3 separate regions of the Homo sapiens genome follow, and all the other regions are linked to region 2. Evidence: read pairs that join two places in POLR2A ChIA-PET (ENCODE). Cell type or tissue: B cell. All regions are shown on one strand.

Evidence for each region. Peaks named below come from ENCODE experiments on the same cell type or tissue, not always from the same donor. Only the 100,000 strongest peaks of a DNase experiment are listed, where the experiment ranks them.
Region 1: POLR2A ChIA-PET joins it to region 2 with 5 read pairs; 1 of 35 experiments calls an interaction of 5 or more read pairs at or near these places.
Region 3: POLR2A ChIA-PET joins it to region 2 with 6 read pairs; 2 of 35 experiments call an interaction of 5 or more read pairs at or near these places.

Annotation. Positions count from the first base shown.
Region 1 is chr4:101,812,155-101,820,154 of GRCh38, forward strand. The region is part of intron 1 of BANK1 (B cell scaffold protein with ankyrin repeats 1); the gene reads left to right. Among named protein-coding and RNA genes, the nearest start is that of BANK1, 25 kb to the left of the region's middle. In B cell, no CTCF peak of the experiment used is centred here; DNase peaks (open chromatin) are centred at 1,637 and 2,197; H3K4me3 peaks cover 6,958 bases; H3K27ac peaks cover 8,000 bases.
Region 2 is chr4:101,983,809-101,991,808 of GRCh38, forward strand. All of the region lies in intron 7 of BANK1 (B cell scaffold protein with ankyrin repeats 1), which reads left to right. Among named protein-coding and RNA genes, the nearest start is that of BANK1, 200 kb to the left of the region's middle. In B cell, no CTCF peak of the experiment used is centred here; a DNase peak (open chromatin) is centred at 4,053; H3K27ac peaks cover 7,322 bases.
Region 3 is chr4:102,048,214-102,056,213 of GRCh38, forward strand. The region is part of intron 11 of BANK1 (B cell scaffold protein with ankyrin repeats 1); the gene reads left to right. Among named protein-coding and RNA genes, the nearest start is that of BANK1, 260 kb to the left of the region's middle. In B cell, no CTCF peak of the experiment used is centred here; no DNase peak of the experiment used is centred here; H3K27ac peaks cover 3,057 bases.

The sequences.
Region 1 (8,000 bases), 170 kb before region 2:
TTAAGGTAATGAAGATTAGAGTCATAGATGGGTAAAGAAGATTATTCTGTGAAATATAACTGGAATTAGTAAGAAGTTCCAAAGAATAAACTGTATCTTTAATTATATATATTTTTAAGTGTCTGTTGCTGATTTTCAACTTTGATTACAATTATAAAGTACATTAACATAAAGGAATATCTTCAAGTTCAAGTGGTGAAATGTTAAAATAATAGTATCTTATTTTTACAAACTCAGATTAAAAAATCTAGGGAAACATTTAATATTTGGATTGCTATTTCTCTACACTATATTTAAAGGTAAATAATTAAGCAGTGAGATTCATTAAATAAAATGAATTACTAAAATTTAAGAATAAATGTAAAACGTTTATTTTTATATATTCTTGACATAGCTCTATCTTTAAGACATTTATATGATGTAGAGCTTCGGTTTTTGATGATACTATTCTATGCATTTTAATAGGAGAGAAGAAAATATAAATGATTGGAATATTTCTCCCTGGTTCTTCATATTCTAAAATCATTTTTTAGAGGTTCACATTTTTTATTAAAATTATGCCTAGATATTATTATATTGCATACTTCTAAGTGTCAAATATTAATCAAAGCAACCCCACCAGGAATTTCCAATGCTTCATTATTTCAGTTCAGAAAAGAGTTTGGTATTCAATCTTGTACAAAATGTTACCCAGGGACAAAAATAATTGAACATTAATTTTTTTAACTTTGGCTTTTGTAAACAGGTTAGTGCCTAAATTCTGAACTGTGAATTTTCCTAATATGACACCTGGAATGTGGGAATTAATAATAGTAAAAAAGTAATCTTTGTTAAAGTTAGTATGAATTTAAATACTCTTTAAAAATTGCTTTTATTTAATCACATACTGTATTATAAACACCCCCCTGAATCACCATTGATATTATTTTTTATAGTTTTGGATAAACATCATATTTGTATTTATATACAATATTCACTTCAGAATTGCAATCTAAGTTTTAGATACATAATGTTAAATATTGTGTTCTTTGTCCGTAAATAGATGATTTGGCCCTCATCTAACAAAAATCACTTTGGTGAATTAAGGTAGATTTTGGGCAAGTTAATGATTTTAGTGAATTTAATAAGTCACATGTATTTGGTTCCTTAATAAATAACATTTGAGCTATTTCAATTTATTTTCCTCAAAGAAAAAATCCTAAAATATTTATTTTCTTTTTTCACATTAGCAAAACTTGAGAAATAAAAAAAATTGTGACTGTAATCATCTACTATGATACTGGAAATACTGTCAGTATAAAAAAGCCACTATGGTGATTCTCAAACTTGAGTGGACTTAAGAATTACCAAAGTGCTTAGTTACTTGATAATCCTTTCCTGAACCCCAATTCTGGAAATTCTGATTTGATCAAGTGCCCAAAAGTGGTTCTGATGGGTGTGCGTCCTTGACCGCATTATGTAAAGACAATGTCACTCTAGGAGAAATGTAGTCGTGACCAAGTGCTGCAGCAGAACTGAGGATTGTTTTAGAGTTACCTAGAATTTTTAGCCCTTGCTATCTTGTAAACTCCATGCAGAAGTTATGTTTACTGTGAACATAGGCCGCAGGAGGCCTTGGGGAGCTTCTGCGGGTGGTAGGAGACACACTTTGCTAGGTCTGCAATTTCCCTTCTGGCCAACAAGGGCTGCAGAGGATGCACACATCAGGAAGAGGGTGGGGGACTACTTGCTTGCTGGTTTTGCTTGCATCTGATGAGTAGAAATTCAGCCTATTCTTTGTTTTGGTATGTATATATCTTCTAGTATATAGCTATTTCTAAGATATTTTACCATTGATACGTATGATATAAATTTTGAGATGATATTTCTTTAGAGGGGTTTGCTAAAGTTATGTTTTAATCAGTTATGTTTCCAAAGTGTGACATCCCATGTAACTCTGTACATAAAAAAGCCCTTGAAAGATATTAGTGTCACTGTACACAAATACTTGCCAATGTAATTAATTGCAAGATCTCATTGCAGTTAGTTAGGAGTGTATTTATTACATCCCTAACTTACATGCTTTAGTAATACAGGCTAAAAAGCATTCATTTTACAGTTAAATCTGCCTAAAGCCCATGAAAAGTATTCAGGCAGGTAAAACAAATTTTAGATCTTTTAAGTACTCTGTTTGGGTCATTGCTCTCAAGTCATGATTATGCTTACTGTCTTTTTTCCACCACTGCCACCATCTTGTGTTCTGGAAAGAAGCTGTTGAATTAAGTAGAGAGAAAGAACAAGGAAACAAGGGAAATGCCAACAGAGTTTTCTTTTTCTCGGAACTAGGAAAGCAAAATTAGATTTGCTGGTGAAACTAAAGTTATTCTCTTTTTAATCTGATCAGCTGGTCATATGCTTTATCCGTTGAGAACCTCAAGAAACGGACTGGAGTTTTATTTCATTTTGTCAATAATACTGCCTGTGGTATGGTTTGATACTTGAAGTAGAGTTGGCAATAGATGATGTGAATTTAAGTCCAGCTTAATGACTTACTATTGGTGTGACCTTGGGCAAGTCTCTTAAACTTTCTAGCTGTGGCTTTAACGTTTTTGTTTAACATTTTTGTTTTTTCATTAACTTGAGTTAAAATTCTTTCCTTAAAACTGTAATACTAAGAATGGTATAAAAACACACCATAATATTCATGTGAATGTACTTTGTATATTATTACTATTGAATGGAATTCAGTGTACTTTGAAATGTGGCACATTTATTATATAATAGAATGTAAAGACACTTTTCAGCATAAGAGTTCAGGGACATGTATTGGGTATAGGGGTGAGGATTGAGCAATAAATAACCCTCTTCAATGTTTGAGTTGTTAAGCAGTATTAAGAAATATGACAAAGAATAAGGGAAGGGGGAAATCAAATATTGCCTTTGTTACTGATGAAGTTGATAATTGGCTCAAATGGCTTATATCTGTGAGAAAGTGGAGTTTATAATGTGAAATCCTAGAATTAGAGAGATATACCCACCCAGCCACAGGAGACCCCGGACCATAGGTCAGGAACTGTCAGAACATATGCCCTCATGCTACAGGAGCTTAACAAAACAATTACAGGTAAAATTGGGGGACTGACTACAAGCATATTCTGAATCCTGCCCCTCCAGGGTATTTGCCATCTTTTATATGGATGTAATAAAACTGGAAATATAAAAATTGAGGAGTAAGTAGAAACTACTACTAATTTATCACAAAATAAAATTGTAAGTATTGCACCTGGGATTTTTAAACATATGTCATTTTGAGGTCTGAGTACTATAATCTACATTTATTATTGGTTAAAATGTCAATTATTTCTTCAAGAAATAATTTTCACTTTTAAATTACACCAACATCCACTAAGTAATTTAAAGAAGATTCTATTTTCAAATCAGAGATGTACTGAAATTATTATTGATAGATATAATAGATTTGGATCAAGTTCTGACTTTATACATTTTTAGGTTTACAAAAGATATTTAAAAATTAATAGGTTTTAAAATGTATTTTAAATACTTTAAGTACTCTGTTAAGGAGTTGCCACCAGAGCTCTAGACATGTTTTTTTAAATCCAATTTTATGATTTTTACTAATTTTTGTCACACTCTTGTTTTTTATAGTCAAGAATATTAAGGTATAATCTACATAAATAAACTTCACTTTTAAAAGTGTACTTCTAAAGGATTTTTAGAAATTTATACACTTTACAAACTATTACAAGTATTTAAAATTAGTCCATTAGCATAATAATGTCTCTGTTCCATGTATTCAAAATATCTACCCTAACTACCCTAACTTTTATGTAATTATATGTTTTTTCCTTGAAATGAACTTTTATGTGTTTGTGGAAAGTGCTTTGCCAGAGGACAAGGAATTTCCAAGATGAGTTTTCTTACAACCATATAAAACCTATGAAACTTTGATCCTATTGCAGCCTCATCTGTAGCTCTAAAAGTTTTCAGTGGGCATTTGTTGATCACCGATGTGGTCAAAGGCTTGTTATGCAGGTATAATTGCTCGCAAAGGAAAACTGAGAAACATGAGTTCAAGTCTAATTTTCCTTTGTATGTCACAAAAGGCATAGGCTCATGTTTCCTAGCTATCTTTTCTTGTTTAGTAATTTAGTTTGTATATTTAATTCTGAAATGAAATGAACATGTCCTTTCCTATTTCTTCTTAGTTTGTTCAATGTAGTTCCATCCATAGCTCAAGCCATCTTTTCTCTAAATCAAAGTGGTCTCTCAAATATATTACATGAACTTCCATCAACTGGAAGAATTTCCTTTCACCATGAGTGGGGCTGTGATGTAGCAACCATTCACTTTGGACTGGTGCTGGCATATTTTTCAGAATGATCTGGAAACTAATGCCATGCTTCTTTTTTTTTTTTTTTCTGTTAACAGGTTTAGTAATTCCTCATGAGGTTACAGATGTATGTTGAGGGAGGAGTGGTAAAGCGGTAAGATTTGGTGTCACAGAAGCTTAAGCTACAGGCTCATGGCACTTACTTGTCCCATCCAGAATTGCCTGAGTCTGGTTTTGTATATATCATACTTTTTTCTAATGGAATATTATTTCTTACAACCAAATTATAATTTGCTAGATCACATAACACCCAGTTTATTAATGGCCAGTTAGACTACATAAACACTTGGTATAATATAAGCAGACATTAATCTCAGTCTGGATCCAATAATAACTCACAAGTTAATTTTCAAATAGAAAGGAGTCAACGGAAGAATAAGGAATGGTATTCCTCCAAAATCTCAGGGGTATGTGTTGTGGATCTCCTATTGAGAGTTGCCAGAAATTTAATAAAGCTTTGTTATAAAGCTCAAAGGACAGTGTAGTGTGCATTGCAGCCTGACTGTGTAGTAGAGCCCTTTTTTGCTCCTACTCAAAACTGGTATTGTTACTGGCTACCCGGTAAATGGGCCCAAATATGTTTGTTTCCTTCAAAATGCAAAGAGGCCCATCTAATGGTGAGATTCAATAATTTATATACCCAAAGGAGTGTAAATTGTTCTATTATAAAGACACATGCATATTTTATGTTCATCGCAGCATTATTCACAATAGTAAATTTATGAAATCAACCCAAATGCCCATCAATGATAGACTGGATAAAGAAAGTGTGGTACATGTACACCATGGAATTCTATGCAGCCATAAAAAGGAATGCGATTATGTCCTTTGCAGAGAAATGGATGGTGCTGAAGGCCATCATCCTTAGCAAACTAATGCATGAGCAGAAAACCAAATACCGAATGTTCTTACTTATAAGTGGGAGCTAAATGATGAGAAAACATGGACACATAGAGGTGAGCAACACACACCGGGCCTGTTGGAGGGTGAGGGGTGGGAGGAGGGAGAGGATCAGGAAGAATAACTAATGGATGCTGGGTGATTAATGCCTGGGTGATTGGATGATCTATGCAGCAAACCATCATGGCACACGTTTACCTATGTAACAAACCTGCACATCTCGCACACGTGCCCCTGAACTTAAAAGTTGGAAATAAAAAAAATTGTCTTTCGGTATACAGGGCTATCCTGATATGCCTTAAAGGAAGCTTGTGCAACCTGAGACCCAGGATGGCTTTGAATGTAGCCCAACATAGATTTGTAAACTTTCTTAAAACATTATGAGATTTTTTTTTTTTGCAATTTTTTTTTAGCTCATCAGCTGTCATTAGTGTATTTTATATGTGGCCCGAGACAATTCTTCTTCCAATGTGGTCCAGGGAAGTCAAAAGATTGGATACCCCTGCTATACCATTGGCTGTCTAGAAAGACGGATGATATTTCAGGTTCCTGAACTTCAATATGGTTTATCCTTCACACTCTGGCACAAATGTATCATATTATGACAACTAGAGCATTTGCTCTTTTGCTATGAGCAAGTTTATTTAATCAATTTTATATTTTACATATAAAATTATATACTGTATGGCATATAGATATGGTCAGTATTTATACAGATGTTATTATGACATGGGGCATAGCCTTGAGGTAAGTCAGGGAAAGGTTACTGCTGTTTCTACCAAGTGACTGCAAACTGATTATTATCTTTATTCATTGCAATTATAAAGAAAATAATGACTTGATCAATATCCGTTTATAGTTTACATAGGCTAGTTGATTTGCTCCAGTAAATATATCATCTGTGGAATAGCAGTTAATATGAATACCTGGTTATGTTTATGAAAATCAGCAGTTATTTTACAAGACCCTTTGGCTTTTGTACTGGCAAACTAGAGAGTAAAGCAGAGTTGTGAAGAAATAACCACCATTATATCTTCATCTCCCAAGTCTTTGTTGATGGCAATAATCTGTAATTCCTTCAGGAATGTAGTACAGTAGTCCCCCTTCTCTGTGGTTTTGCTTCCTGTGGTTTTAGTTATCCGTGGTCAGCCATGGTCCAAAAATAGTAATATATTTTGAAAGGAAGAGAAAGAGAAACCACATTTTCACATAACTTTTACTATAATATACTGTTACAGTTGTTCTATTTTATTAATAATTATTGTTGCTATGCTCCTACCGTGCCTACTTTATAAATTAAACTTTATCATAGACATACATTTATAGCAAAAAAGCTTAGTATATATAGAGTTCTATGCTATCTGTAGTTTCAGGGATCCGCTGGGGGTCTTGGAAGGTATTCTCCACGAATAAAGAAAGATTACTGTATTTTTTTTTTTTTTTTTTAGTTTACTGTGAGAATGGGATTCGACAGTTTCAGATACATATATTTTGCCTTTCCTACAATAATAGTCCTCATTCTCTGGTAGGATTCTGACATTTGCTATGTATATGCATTATCACCAAACATTTCTGGCATAAAAAATACCCACAGGATACCTCTGTGGTACTCACATGGGCCCACTGGAATCATTATCATATATATACTCAAGGCAAGATGTCATTTATTATTACACCTGACTTCTATAAATTCCCAAAAAATACCATGGTGGTATTTTCAGTCTTTGGGAATTTTTTATCAGTTAAGACTAGTAACTAATAATTGCTAGAAGATATTCCTGAGTATTCTGAGTATTATTTTTTCCCTAGTACACGTGCCTTTAGGTCACTCTGACAAAGGCTTGGAGGAAGATTTATGGTACCCATGCTTAGCAGCATAGAAAACCCCTTTTTCAAAGGGACCTGAGCTCCCCTCAGTCAAAGTCCTCTAAGTCTATAAATTAGGGTGCAGTCTATGAATTTCCATTATAGCAACTTAAGTAAGTTTTTGCACCCCAAACAAGAATTGTTTTGTTTATAAAGATGATATAGAACCTTCATAGGCTATACATTTCAGGTTTACATTACATTTGTAATCTGTATTACAAATATATACCCTATATATTTCATTCCTAAGGACCCTCAGATCAATTAGATACCACCACAATACCTGCAGTGAAAAACACTTTGATTATTTATATTGTCTCTAATGATTGAGTGTTACCATTTGTTCTCTACCAACTCAGACTTCATTATTCTCCATCGACATCAAAAGTTCAGTTCAAAGGTCTAAACCTAATCATTGTGTCTATGCTGCAGAAGACAGACATCACAGCACTTTTCATGAATACATTTCTTAATGCTAGCGAAGGGAACATCAGAACACTCTAGAGTAGAGGTCAGCAAATGATAGTCAGTAGACGAAATCCAGCTGGTGTCCTATTTGTGTATCATCTGTGAGCTAAGAATGGTTTTTACACATTTAAAGTTGTAGAAAAGAAGAGGAGAAGGATAAGGAGGAGAAGAAGGAGAAGGAGATTCCAAGAGTGCCACAAAGCCTAAAGTATTTACAGAAAGTTTGTCTACTGACTCCTGCTCTATGTCATAGCAGGGAAATTCTGGCATTGCAGCCTCATTGACTGTAGGCCACCATGGAATCCAAGCTTTAATTAACCATTCTAATAGGCTGTTAATACTACCACAGGTACTTGAGATAACACATTAAATCCTG
Region 2 (8,000 bases):
CTTATTTACTTTCAATATTATTTTAATTAATTTGTCAAAAAGTAATCCAAATAACATATTGGATAGCATTAATGCTTTGGCAAGGGCATAATAGCAAAGAATAGTACTGAGAGGATAATATGAAAGCCTGAAGTGCACAAGAAAAAAAATTCCAGAGCCAATCATAATATGTTCTGACTGTATTAAATCACAATGTTTACATAGATAAGAGAGGGGAATGTATAACTAGCTCAAGACATGCTGATATCAGATATGAAATGCATCTAGTGTAGATAAGCAGAGAATTTCATTTATATTACAAGAAACTAAACATTTATTAGTCACAATTTTACTAAAATACTATGTAAGGCTTAAGTTGCCACACTTCCAAAAGGACATAAAAGACCTAAGAAAGCTCGAAAAAGAGGAATGAAAAGTTAAGAAACCTTTAGTAAAGAAGCCCTGGGAAGAAAGTTAAGGATTAGGGTAGTTAGCCTAAAAAGTAGAGGCCAAGATCAATATTATCCTCCCTTTTAGAATATGGTGGGATTTTATGAAAATGACACTAAGTAGTTATTCTCTTTATAGAAAAGATAGCTAGCTTCAGCTTTAAGACCACTAACTTACCAGGAAAAGCTTTTTGTTTTGATGAAGATTTTCTATCCAGAAAATAAGGATATTATCTCATTTACCATTGACCTCTCAGAATTATTATACACATAACATGCAATTTGCAATAAAAGTGCTAAGTAGTTTTGAAGTAAAAGCACTAAGGGATGTTATCATTGCTGTCATTGATAGTGTTATGGAATAACAGTAATTCTTAGGGAACCAACTTAATTAAAGACAGAATTTCAATTAGATCTAAGAACAAACTTGCTGATTATCACTGTGATAAATGTGAAAATGAGATTCTGTGGGGAGGAATAAATGCCATCTTCATTCTCAGAGACCTTTCAAAACAAAAAGAAAACCATCATCCTAGGTTATTTTAAATAGCTATCTGCATAAGAAAAAGGGGGCAGGTAGAACAAAATCCTTTGAGTCTTTTTGGCAGTTCTGAGATAATGTAATCACGAATGCGACCTGAAGTGACAACTACTAGGAAAAGATAAAAGCCTATAACAATCATTGATCCTATGAAGAGTGGAGCAGGATATTTAACCATGTATACAATCTGTATTAGATTAGGTTCTCCAGAGAACAGAACCAATAGGAGATTTCAACAAGAGAGAGAGAGAGATTGATTTACTATGAGGAATTGGCTCACATTATTATGAAGGATGCAGTCAGCAAGCTAGAGACCCAGGAGAGTTGCTAGTGTGGTTCCAGTCCAAATCTGAAGGTCTGAGAACCAGGAGAGCCAATGGTGTAAGTTCCAATTCGAGTCCAAGTTTAAAGAGAAGATCAACATCCCAACTCAGAAACAGACAGGCAAGACAAAGAATACTTTCTTGTTCAGCCTTTTATTCTATTCAGGTCTCAACAGATTGGATGTGGTTCACACACGTTGGAGGAGGGTAATTTGCTTTACTCAGTTTACCAATTCAAATGTTAATTTCATCCAAAAACGCCTTCACAGATCCATCCAGAAATAATGTTAACCAACTATCTGGGCACCATGTGGCCTAGGCAAGTTGATACATAAAATTAACAATCACTAAATCTGGTTTTTTTTAATTTAGTTTTCAAAATTTATTACTACTTAATAGTTATTAAATCCCCATAGTAGGATTTCATAATATTGGGTAAAGGGTGTTAAATTTTAACTTGTGTTCTAGAAATGAGTGCTACTTGCTAATGTTATTATTTAATTGCTGCAGTATTCATTGACTTGCTTTATACCTTGGAAACATTTTTCAAGTTGATGCATGTAAAAATATTGCATGTTCAATCATGTTTCCATTTATGTCTGTTATAATCAGTGTAAACTTTCTTCCAAAATGAAAATAACATGAAATTAAAAAAAATAAAAATCTACATTCAACATCTAATAGATTTCCAATGTCAGATTTCTGACATTAATTATAAATAACATCTACCTCTAGCAAAATGAGTCTTTGTTTACTTTATGCATTTATTGAAGATTTATATTTTGTCAGATTTCAAAGGATTTGAGAGAATCCTTAGTAAGCTAAGAATCAAGGAAACATTTAAGGATAAAAGAGAACTGCATTCCGAAAGCATTAATTCACTTACTCCATTCAGAAAATATGTATTTAATGTCTACCAATCATTGTAATGGGATCTTAGGAATATGAAGGTGAATAAAGCATAGTTCTTCCCTTGGAGAAACTCAAAACTCTCTTACTGATCCATAAACAAGTAATTTAAAGTGCTCCAGTGAATATTTGTGTAAGGGCTAATGTATGTGAGAAAGGCACCAATAAATGTGCATATAAAGTGCTATGGGACCTTTGAGACAGGTATTTTAGGCATTCAAGACACACATGTTCCTAAAATAGAGCTTAAGTATTAGACAACAGAAACATACAGTTTTAATGCATGGAATAGACCTTCTTAATTACATTCCTGCTAACTCCCTAGATACCAAATGGCTCAAGCAAACCAGGTTGCTCACTGTTTCTGTCTTACTCCTTACTTTCCTCCCTCTTCATGAAATAACATGAATGAAAAAACTCACTGCCTTCTGGGGTCAGACAAAATAGGATTCAAATTACATGGATCTTGCTGAGCTTCAGTTTCCTTACTTTAAAAATATGGATGATAATTTATCTCTTTGAATTTTTTCGATGACAAGAAATAGTAAGAGTAAATGTACTTGGCATTTTTAAGCATTCAGTAATTGGTAATTATTATTATTATTCAGATGCTCTCATGCCATACTCTGAACTGGGCTACCCTATCACCAATACCACCTCATAAAATTATTTCTGCTTTTGAAGCTCTATATTTCATGTCAAACTTATTTCTCATTTACTCTTTCTTCTAATGTGATTGATCCTCTGCTACATAGGAAGGTTTTAAATTATATATGTGTGTATATATATGTGTATATATATGTATATATATGTGTATATATATGTATATATATGTGTATATATATGTATATATATATGTGTGTATGTGTGTGTGTGTGTGTGTGTGTGTGTATATATATATATATATATATATATATATATAGTAGGCTTGCCAGTAAATATATTTTTTAAGTTAAGTAACCTCAACTTGTCTAGAAAGAACAAAAGAAAAAAAAAAAGGAAAGAAAAGCTATGTCAAGAAAATATTGTGATCTACCAGAAGTTGCCCAACCAATTAGAGACAAAAGTATGAGGCTGGAGCTGGGCTTCCTGATGTTTAGTATACATGCTGTTGTCTTTAGGAAAGATGGTTGCTTATCTTTACAAACAAAATTGGTCCTCAATCCTTCACTTTCCCAGTCCATGTAAGGAATTAGCCAAATGGGTAATCAGTCCAGTTAATTATAGAAAACACTTATTATAATATTTACTAGGGATTACTAAGTGTTCTGTGTGTGTGTACTCATTCAGTCTTCAAAGAATCTCATAAGTGAGGTGGACATTAATACTATACCCTCATTTATAAGTGAGGAAACTGAGTCACAGAGAGTTTATGTTACATTTTCAAGGTCTTGCTGATAATAAGTGGCAGAACCAGGATTCAAACCCAGCCTTGATGGCTTTAACCACCCAGTATACTCCCTCTTATTTTTCATATATTTTGATATACTCATTTAAAGCATATAAATACTAAAATATTCCATACCAATTACCAATTAAGCTTATCTCATTGGGAATTGTTCTTCCTCAACAACCTTGGCAGGAGTGTATCTTTGTATGATCAGTCCATGCCACTTGTTCAAGTAATTCTGAGAACTTTCTAAATGCAAAGAAGCTCCTCTGTTCATGACAAATATTAAAAAAAGAGCAGAAATCTTATTCTACCTCTGTTATCTTACTTTCATTTGCATCTGATACAGGTTTGTGAGAGTCATTAGACATCTTTATCAAAAATGTCCAATCCTCTTTCTGAACCTATGGTATCATTATACTTCCTGTATCCTGATGTTGGTATGGACACCAGGGTTGGTTTGGGCAACGAAACATGAGTAGCAGTCATGTGCGTTGCCTGTGGGAGAAAGCATGAAAAGCCAGTGCAAGATTCTCCACATCCCCTTCCCACTGCAGAAGTGATCATAGAAGCACTGGTTGAGCTAAAGCCTGAGTCCCAGAATAACCATGAAGAGCAGAGGCCTGGTGCACATCACAGTGACACATTGAGTGAGCAAGGAATAAATACTTCTTGAGTTAAGCCCCTGAGATGTTTGTGGTTGCTACCAAAACCGAGCTGTTTCTGTGTCTTTCAAGGATCAGTTATCATTAGAGATCCTTCATATGGTTTATGTTTAACGAAAATAGTTTAATTTTAGAATAGTTCTCAAATCCCGTGGTATTGTTTGACTCAAATTTTATGCTTTGTGAGTTTTCACAATATATGTTTTCTATAAATGTAAAGCATGAAAATATTTCCTAGGTGTTAAAACAGCTTTTAGAGTTCTAATTAGCACTGAAATTGCCTATAATTTCGCTTGTAGGGATGCTCCCTGAGAAATTTGAAGTTATTCATAATTACACATATGGTAGTGTCATTAATGTTCTGTTTTTGTTATTGTTGCTTTGAGTTGTTGTGAATGTTTTGTTCACTCTTCTCTTTTATTTGTAGACTGCTGGACATAATGTGCCTCAACAAAGTATTTTTGAAAATATTTTAGTACAACTCTTCATTAAGTTTTCAACTACAACATTTCCTTCCCACTATTATATTAGCTGTTCACTATAGAGGTTACAGATAATATGTGTATGTGTTCATCACAGTCTCTAAATAATTGTATTTTGACCAGTCCTTAGGAAACTTTTCCAAGGACTGTATTAGTCTTTGAATCATTCTAGCTTGGATTATTCTTGAATTTCATTTTTATAATGATCAAGCCCTTGATTATTCAAACTCACAGAAGAAAACAGCATGGTACATAAATTCAAAACTAGAACTGATCCAAGATATTAATTGGCTCTGAAAATTATTATGTAACGTTTTATTAAGGAAGCATCTTACATTTCAGACTTACAGAAAGTTACAAAAATATACTAAGAAATTACCATATACCCTCACCTAGCTTTACTGAAAGGTTAACATCTTATATAACATTCTTTATATAACATTATATAACATTCCTTATATAACATTATATAACAGTTTCCAAAACCAAGAAAGTAGCTGGCCACAATGGCACCCACCTGAAGTTCCAGCTGTTCAGGAAGCTGAGGCAGAAGGACTGCTTGAGCCAGCCTGGGCCAACATAGCAAGAACCCCCTGTTTCTTATAAAGCTCTTCTTGGCCAGGCACTGTGGCTCATGCCTGTAATCCCAGCACTTTGGGAGGCCGAGGCGGGCGGATGACAAGGTCAGGAGTTCGAGACCAGCCTGGTCAACATGGCAATACCCCGTCTCTATTAAAAATACAAAAATGTGGTGAGCACCTGTAATCCCAGCTACTCAGGAGGCTGAGGCAGGAGAATCGCTTGAACCCAGGAGGCAGAGGTTGCAGTGAGCCGAGATCATGCCATTGCACTCCAGCCTGGGGTACAAGAGCAAGACTCCGTCTCAAAAAAAAAAAAAAAAAAAAAAGCTTTTCTTGAATTTAAAAACCAGAAAAGCCAGAAAAGTAATATTGATACACTATTATTAATTAATCTAAAGAACTTATTTCAATTTTGTCAATTCCTGCTAATATACTTTTTGGGGGCCAAGATTCAAACTGGACAGAATACATTTAGCGTCGTGTCTCCTGAGTCTCATTTCATCTGGGACAGCTTTTTTTTTTCTCTGTCTCTCTTTCATGACTGACACTTTTGAAAATAGTTACTCTGTATAGACAGCCTCTCCATTTGGGGCTGTCTGACATTTTCCTCATGATTAAATCCAGGTTATGTATTTTTTATAAGAATGCCAGAGACGTGATGTCATGCCTTTCTAAGTGCATTATATCAAGAGACATGATGTTGTTATATCTCATTACTGTTGATGTGAACTTTGATCACTAAAACAACACACTGTCTTCTAGATTTCTCCACTACACAGTTGTTCTTATTCAACCAAAGATACTTTTAAATGGTTTCACATGCCTTCTCTCCTACCTTTCTTTTTTTCCCTCTTTCCCAAATATCATGTGAAGTGGTGATAGTAGAAAATTAGAAAGACACTAATTAAGCTGATGGATTCCCAGTATTAATTCTCCAATCCATTTTGTATTTTTCAGACTGTAATAATTAATGACTGCACTAGTGAAAAAGCAAAATGTTTGACTATGACTTTAGAGAATATTGGCATATAATCAAAAAGCATCTGAGGTACTATTTGGATATACAAGACAAATCTAATTATTTTCCTTGTTCAGCTTATAAAAAACAAAACAAGCAAAACAGCAAACAAAAGCAATACTCTGGCTCTAACTGTGAATTAGCATGAATGACTTTATGATTATACATTTTTCTCATGTAAAGAATTTTTGTTTTGATGTCCCTAAATGCTTCAAAATATATTGCATTCTGTGGTTACTCTGCAAATCTAATAAACAAGAAGCCTTTCCCCTATGACTTCCAAGATACCTTCCTTAATTTTCACCATGGTCACGTTAAAACTTATTGCTATTGTATTCTTCACAGAACAAGCATTGTCATTTGCAAACTTTCTGGAAAATGAATTGTCATTTGCAAACTGTTTTGACATGTGAAAGATGGAGTACATTTTTCCTTATAAATCTTTTTCTTAGGAGAATTTTAGGAGCTGCAGAAGCAGTCTACCTGTGGTAAAGCAAGGAAGATCTATATCCAAAAATCCCATGTTTGAATCCTGGCCTTACTTCCTACAAACTGCTGTTATACCTCTATCAGCTTTTACAAAGTAGATCATAGAATGCAATATATTTTGAAACATTCAACATCATCAAAATATAAGTTCTTTATGCAGAAAATTTAGGCAAATTATTTATCTTTGCCTCCATTTTCTCATACATAAAATTGAGATGATGATGGTATTTAACTCATACCGTTTTGTGAGGATAATAAGTTAAATCACGTAAAGTGCTTTAACAGTGCTTGGCATGCAGTAGGTATTCAATAAAATTAACTAAAAATGCTGTCTCTAATAATAGCTTCCATATGTTGAAGACTTCCTCAATGTAAGGTACCATGCTGGGAGTTTTCATGTATTAGGCCATTAATCTTTATTACAATCATTAGTTAAAAAGTATTATCCCCGTTTTGTATATGAGAAAATGAAGGCTTACAATAGTCATGTAACTCACCAAACCCCACACAGCTGGTGAAGGACTGAGTTGGGATTTGAATCCTGTTCTCTGAGACTCCAAAGTCAATTCTCTTAAGCCCTGTGCTATACTTGCCTTCCTTAGGGTGTGAACCCATAAGAACCCTTCTCATTTAGAACTTCAAAGAAAACAAACCTAGAGTTGATTATAGTAGCTTTTAAAACTGTAGTTGATTACAAGTTAAAGTATGAATAACTTGCAAGATAAATACTACTAGCAGGCAAGCCTGCTCACACTGTCTCAAATAAGCTCTTTATATTCCTGGGTGGATAAGTTGTTTTTGTTTTTGTTTTGTTTGTTTTTTACTTTTTACATGAGTAGATTTAATTGGGTAAGGGTTAAAAAGATATAGAGATAAAGTTGAAAATGTCTTCTACATTCCACAGGATTATCATTTTTTTGACACTCTGACTTTAAAAATGAGCCCAGGAGGTGGTTTAATTAGCCTATGGACAAGTGACCTTGTGGAACTGTATCTAATTCATACAAGCCTCATGCCATAAGGCCCTGTTAGCCTTTCCAAGCATTCCACATGTGCATTACACAAAACAATTCCATGTATATCTGGGGGCAGTGGGGGTGGGGAAGAACCAGCAAGTAGAACTTTTCAAAGATGAACAGAAACTATGGATTTGTCTATGTGTATGTTTGTGTTT
Region 3 (8,000 bases), 64 kb after region 2:
AGCATATTGTTTTATTTGTAAGGACTAAGGAAACATCAATCCTTATCAAATGTTTCTTTAAAAACCTCCCTGATGACTATAGTGTGCAGGGAAATCAGCAGTTAGCATGAAAACAAGATAATTTGGAATACTTAGTAATAAAAGAATTAAGTACCTAAATAGCTAACAAGGTTGATTTCATCCAACCATATTTCTCTAAACTGTTGCAGATATTATGATCATTCAGTCCATGTAACATACTATGCAATGAAAACTGCTTATTACCTAATTAATGAATATTCTTCAAATATCCTGGGATTTCATGGTGTACTAGGAAAAGCAGTACATACTTCACCAGTGATACTCTCTTTATTTGGTAGAACAATAAAAAGGGCCTTTTATATAATGTTTGTCAGAGGCAAGATTTTCTAAAGGGACTAGACAAGTTCTCTAAAGAAGGTAAAAAGGAATTATTATTTAACTCTTCCTCTATATGCTGGAGGGAAAAGGGATGATGAGAGCCAACTGTTTTCCCATTGAAAGTATAAGCATTTCAAGTGCACTAAGTTTAAGACTGGCAAGGGATTGCCAGGAAGTTACATTATTGCTAAGTCAAGGAATTTTCCTAAGGAAGAAAAAAATAATTAATTGGCACCATTTCCATGGAAACTCAACAGATTCTTCAACTCAGTTTCCACATTTTGAAAAAATGTAAGGAAAAATGCTGAGGACTTTGGATCACAGATAAAATTTTCCATCAAAACAGTTTTAAAGTCAATTTTCCCAATTTGGATTTGAAATTAGAAAATACTAGTGCTAGAAATTAGAAATTTCTAGTCAGAAAACTGCATTTGCCAGTGTGTTTGGAATTGATCAGGATTTTGAAGTCTGGCTTATGTTATCGAAGCTCACAGAGGACTGATTCATACCCCCAATTCCAATCATTAAACCTATAATAAGGGAAGATGGCTTTCCAGTGACTGGATTGCTTGCATTATTTGGTCTCTGCCAGATAATAAAGTTTCTATAAAATATACTTAGTCATTAGAAGATTTCTAAGTGAACATGATCAAGTCAAAAATGTTGAAAGAATTTAAGGGCTCCTTATTCAAAGATGGAAATATCTGGCTAATTTTCCTTGTTTTACAAAATCATATATAGTCTAGGGTCAAGTTTGTTCACATCTTGGACTGTACAGAAGGGCCTTTTCTATCTATATCAAGATCATCCCCATCTTACCGTGGATATGACACGTGGCAACTGATGAGGTTCAAGCATTCTTAACAAGCTGCCTCCCTGTAATCATAGATTACATCCACAGATCTCCTCAGCCATATAGTCAAATGAACCTTATCAAGGGTGTGTTGTTGCTCTCACTCTTAGAGGGCAAAAGGGTAGTGTAGGCAGCTAGGCAGACACGAGCAGGGCAGGAGAGGGCCACCCACCCAGGAATGTCAGACGACCACCAGGTGATGGTTAGGTAGTTGTTAAACTGTCTCTTTAAAACCGTAATTGGTCACAGCCAGTGCCAGTGAAAGGCAGTCTCTTAATAGACAGAAAACACCTGAAGCTGGTCATCAGCAGCTTCCCAGTAAGATCGCAGGAGTTGGGCAAGTGGGCGCAAGCATGTGCACTAAGAGGCAAAATGGTAGGGTTTAACTGGTATGTGACTTTTCTCTAGGAATGCTCAACTGGTAAGGGAAAAACACCTAAATGAGCATATGCACAACTTCAGTAAACATACTGCACATGGGCTCCTCCCAAGTGCTGGCAGGGCTCTGCGTTTGCAGATAGCCCACCCCAAGGAAAAACCAAGGGAGGAGAGACACTAACCCCATAACCATACCAATGTTTAAAACCTCATGTCAAGTGTTGAACAGTGCACTTGGATCTCTCAAGTTGCCCACTTGGCCCTCTTCCAAGTGTACCTTAGTTCCTTTCATTCCTGCTCTAAAACCTTTTAATAAACTTTCAATACTACTCTATCTAAAACTTGCCTTGCTCTCTCCTGTGCCTTATGCCCCTCAGCTGAATTCTTGCCTCCAAAGAGGCAAGAATCAAGTTGCTGCAGATCTGTACGGATTGGCTGTTGCTAACAAAACCATGTCTTTGAAGGGTAAGTTTCTGTGGGTAGGAGGAGCACATCCACCCTAACCAACTGCCTATACCAGTCACTTCCAACTCTAGATGAGCATAAGAATTATTTGCAGAGCTTTTAAACTTTGGTTGCCTAAGCCCTATCTTAGATATGGACTAAAAGTCGAATAGATGAGATAGTAATCAGCAATAATCTCAAAATCAACATGTGAAAAAATCCCACCAAAAGAAACTATGTTTCAGAGACCACATGTGGTCAAATTTAGCCCCTAAGTAAATTATATTTTAGCAATAATCCACACAATACAATTTAAAACTTTTGCCAGCATTTAAGACCATGCTTCCTGAAATATTCAAATTTCCAACCACTCCCTATTATATAAATGTATAACTTGCAACAAATGACTATTACCATTTGTTATCATGCTTTCTGTGTTGTTTTCTTATATTTGGAACACATTTCTCTAAAGTCATAATTCTATCAAAAGTGAGTAAAGGGATATAGAGTCAGGTTATGAAAAAAATGAAAGAACATTTATTTTTGCTAATGAAAACTATTCAAATGTATTTAATAAGCAGGTACTAAATATTATTTGCTCAGTAATTTTATCTGCATGGCCCCTATAGTTTATGAGCTTGTAACCCCTAGTATAGTCCCTGCCCACCAATTCCTCACTCGAGACTACAAAATCATTATTGGCTGGTCTTTTGTAGGGCAGGAGTGTGCCTACTCATGGGAAAGAGGTAGTCAGGCAACATATCCTTTCTGTGTTCTATAAGTGTGCATTGCTGTAGCACTTTGATAAATGTTAAATAATAAAATTGTCTAGAAGCAGGAGACCTGGAGAAATGGGGAAGATATTACCCTTACATGGGGAAAAGAGAATGCTGATCTCTGAGGTATTTTCATCAGGCTGTTTTTGCCAGTACTGGATATATTAAACAGAAAAGAGGGAAAATTGTCAAAATGTGGTCATTTGTACTCCATAAAAGAATAATGGCCTCAGTTCCCTTTTCCAGTATACTTACATTTCCATTTGTCATATTGCTCACAAAAGTTTTTTGTTGTTGTTAAAGTCATACCTTGAAAATTTTGTGTAATAGCTCAGTTTTTGTCTAAGATAGCAATATGTTCGCAACCCACAGTGTTGTCTCTCAGAAATGAAATCAAAGCACACACAAAAAAGATGAAATTCTTAATAATAGGGAGAACAAAGACTGGAAAATAAGCTTACTGGAATCTAGAACTAATTCTAATTAATTCTAAGGTTGAGAAAAGTTAATTGAGACAAATTAAAAAATCAGTAGTCTACCCCTACTGTCTATGAAACAAATCAGTCCTTTGCTCATAATAGGAGGTAGAAAGATATTTAATCCCTCCCTTACCTCCTGACCCCAGCTACCTCTCTGCTACATAAATGTTAATTTTTACAAGTGCTCTGTGTCCCAGCTCTGATCTTTCCATATACATGCAGAAAATATTCCTTCCAGTTGAAAGTGGGGGTAGGAGGGTAATGCTACACTTGGCTGGTCCTGGGACTCTAAAGTAAAGCTCTAAAATGGAGGGATGGGAAGGTCAAGAAGTCTGTTAGAAATTTATGCATGGACTTAGATACATAGTGCCAGGGAATCATGTCCCGCCTCTATCGTGGCAGCTGCATTAGACAAAACCTGCTAAATCCTGGGATCTTGAGTTGCGAACTGCACCTATTAAAGTTTTCTGCAGTCCCAGGAATTTGACCTGAACACAAGGAAAGAGCCAAAGGACACATAAACACCAAAAGCCTTGGTGAACAATGATTCCATAGATGTGTTCTTTTTTTCTTTTTTTTTTTTTTTTTTTTTTTGAGACAGAGTCTCGCTCTGTTGCCAGGCTGGAATAGAGTGACACGATCTTGGCTCACTGCAGCCTCCGCCTCCCGTGTTCATCCGATTCTCCTGCCTCAGCCTCCTGAGTAGCTGGGACTACAGGCGTGTGCTACCACGACCAGCTAATTTTTGTATTTTTAGTAGAGATAGGGTTTCACCATGTTGGCCAGGATGGTCTGGATCTCTTGACCTCATGATCCACCCACCTCGGCCTCCCAAAGTGCTGGGATTACAGGCATGAGCCACCACGCCAGAAGGATTAAAGATGAGAACAAACAAGTAATATGAAAAGTTCATAAACTAAAACTACTCCAGAAGAAGGGAAGGAGAGTTTTTTTTGTAAAGACTCAGAATAATTATACTTCTGTTAATGATTTATTTATTTAATGAGTAAGGTTGCCAGATATCATATCAAAAGCACCAAGCTATCAACATGGAAATAATGGGAAATACACACACACACACTAAGCACTGAGCATTTTTCAGCTAACAATTCATAACTGCTTAAATATGAAGCTTTTTATAAATATTTTAACTTTTTCAGAAGTTCTAAGGCGGTATGTGTTAATTTGAACTTAAGTGTCCCACTTTCAGGTTCAGTACTAGGCAGTTGGCAACAAAATGCAGGGGCCAAAAAAGAAAATGTCAGAAAAGTTTGAACTCATAAACAAATGGAAAATATGGAGAGGAAATAGCAGCAGAAATTTGAGGTTAGGCTGAGATGAAAGCAAAATATGTGAAAGACATTTTAGATGAGATACCAGAATGAGATTAAACATGCGACATGAAGAAAAGGTATTGACAAGAGGAAGTATGATAAAAATAAAATAAACTAAGAAGCTAAAGTTTCAACAGCAAATTAAAATCCACATTGGTCACAACAAAAGGGACTCACACTAGGTGAAAATAAATCAGTGACGTAGAGAACATATTGAAGAAGGGTTTGTTCTCAGTACATGGAAAGACCGAAAACAGTAATAAGATGTGGAGAACAGAGATACAACTCAAGTATGACAGGTTTTTAAAAACTAGAATAGAAAATACGATCAATGACTTTATTAAGCTAATCTTTGGAGAAGTGGGAAGCTGGAGGATGAATAATGCAGATTGAGTGGGCTCACTATGAGACAGGAAAAAGTAAGGAGAGTTGCTCATGTTTAAAAGCACCCTAGCAAATCTTTTTGATTATAAGGAAAAAGAAACAATCTTAAAAGTATTGAGCAAGTACTTTAACTTACATTTTCTACTAAAATAAATCAGAATCCATTAAAAAATTAGAGAATCTGTGTGACAGAAACTTGAGATAATGGACTACCAAGTTTATTTGAGAAAAAACTTCAACTTAAGAAGTTTATATTTAGTCAGGTATTTTGCTCATGTAAGAAGAAAATAAATATAAGAATTTTTGGATATCCAAAATTTTAGAGAAGATAGCCATTCTGTCATTATGAAAGTATTAACCAAAACATATTCTAACCAATGAGGAATTAAACAAAATAAAAAGCTTAAAAAGAAATTACATTATTAAAATTACTGAAGTAAACTTAAATAATTATTGTAAATTTATTTATAAGACATGAATGTAAAATATTGGTAATAAAGAAAAATACGTAATGTAACATAATTATTGCTAATTTAGTAGCAATAATCTGGTTACAATGACCAAATAATATAAAAATACTTAGGAACTAGAAAAAAATGTTTTTTCATTCATTACTTTATTAATAAAAAAAGATAAAAAATCTGAAATTTTAAAAAGTAACCACTACTTTCAAATTCCTTCATATATATGTATATATGTATATACAAATACATATATATGTCTTTATAACCACATACAAAACAAGATTATGTATAACAGCAGTCATCACAATAAATTCATATCAGTTAAAACATTCTCACAGAGCAGTAACAGTCATTGAGGACAAATGGTGCTGTGTTAATCATCTGCATAACGATAGTTCATTAAAACCTCAAAGATATCTTATGAGATATTATTTTCCTTTTTAAAATGGATTGATTATTTGTAACCAAGGACACAGAGCTAAGAAATGGTAGAGGTGAAATTTGAACTCAATTCTGTTATACTCTGAAGGCCAAACTTGTAATCACCTTCTGTACTATTCACGTAATCGTATTAACAACTCTCACTACAACTTTCCTGAGCTTTAACAGAAGCCTGAAACACGACAAAGCACATTACATATATTAGCTCCTTTAACTCTTGCAACAACTCTGTTAGAAGGGGATTATTTACCTTCATTTTATAGACAAAGAAACTGGAGTTTACAAAAATGGAATGAGAAAGAGCTTTGAGCCCTCATCTACCTGGCTCCAAATACCATGTTATACAATCTCCCTCATAAAAAGATACAGACTGAAATGTGGACAAAAGACTGTAGCGGCAGAAAAACTCCACCTCTATCTTCTTAGGATACCAGCCAGGACTGAGAATTAAATTGATGTAAAATAGATTAACAAGAGAAAAGCATAATAGTTTCACATGGCACTGGAGTCCTCAAAGAAAATGAAGACTCAAAGAAGCAGTTAGTCGGTTACTTACCTACTGAATTAGACAAGAATAGTAAACTGTGAAAATGGGGAGGCTTAAAAGATAAGAGTTATTCTACCAAGGTCTGTACAGAATTCTTTTAGTCTCAACTTCTCCTCTGTGAAGATAAGGATATTGCTTTTCCTTCTTGTATAGAGTGAGTGTCTTTACCGTGGGAATTTAGTCTTCTGCTTTTGGGAAACAACTGAAAGGTCAGAATCATCTTTCTTGCACCTGCTTTTTTTCAATTTAAATAGTTGATGTGCCAGAGTGGTATATTTTTAACTTCTTCAAGCCAAAATAAAACTATGTTCTGCTTTAAAAAGATACATCCCCGAAAATACCAAGGAAATACTCATTAATAAAATTATGTCAAGTGATAAATAAAAAGTAAAAATATCACTAGACTAATGACCAAGGAATGTTTGTATACATTTTTAACTCAATAGTTAACCAGGATAAGTTTTGCCAGTGAGTTATTTCAAATTCAAATAAGAGAATTTTTATATTATATGAACCATCTCATGGAGTAGAACTATTAATGTACTAGTTATTTTATTTTAAAAAACATGATGATTTCAGTTGATGAAAAAGACAAAATTATAGTTCAACTATTCATAATTTTTAAAAAATCTTATAAAATAGAAAGAGAATAATTTCTCAACATTATCAGAAATTTCTTATTAGTTCAGAAGTAGAGGTATTCGTGTTAGGGATAGAAACAAGATAAGGATGCCTACTATTAATATTTTTACTTACCATTATCCTGGAAGTTTCTAGCAACTGCAATAACATGCATCTAAAATAAAACGTGTAATTATTGGGAAGGAGATACTTTCTCCATTATTTTTAGATGATATACGTACATGCCAGAAAACCTGAAAACATCAACTATAAGACTCTTAAAAATTATTTTAACTAGCTGGATATAATTAATACATAATTCACTTTTTTATATACCAGAAATATTAGTTTGGCGACATCATGAAAGAAAAGAAATTATTCACTGTAAATTCAAAACATACACAAAAAGTACCTATTAAAAAGATAGAATAATGCTATTTTCCTAACGGGAAATTAAATCCTCTCAACTCTTTCTATAATAACTTATACATGTAAGGGAATCCCAGTCATTTTGATAATTTACTTTTCCTTTAGGGAGAGAGATGACAGTTTGAAAGAATGTTTCTAAATTGATAGAGAAGATAATTAAGAAGAATTGAAAGGTAATCACTTGGGAAAAAAAAAGATTAGGGCAGGACTAGTGGCCATATGTGATATTAAAGTCTGTTACTTACTCAATGCTCTAAGCTACAGGACTCAGTGTTATAATGACACAAGAATCACTGGCAATGAGAGAAAGGTTTAGATTATAAAATTATTATAAAGCTTGTGTACTTATTTGAATTGAATAATGCAAAATGCTATCAAAAGTGAAACAGTACAAACACTCCCTCATCCTACTGGTGAGACTGTACATGACAACACATTCCAGGAAAGGAGA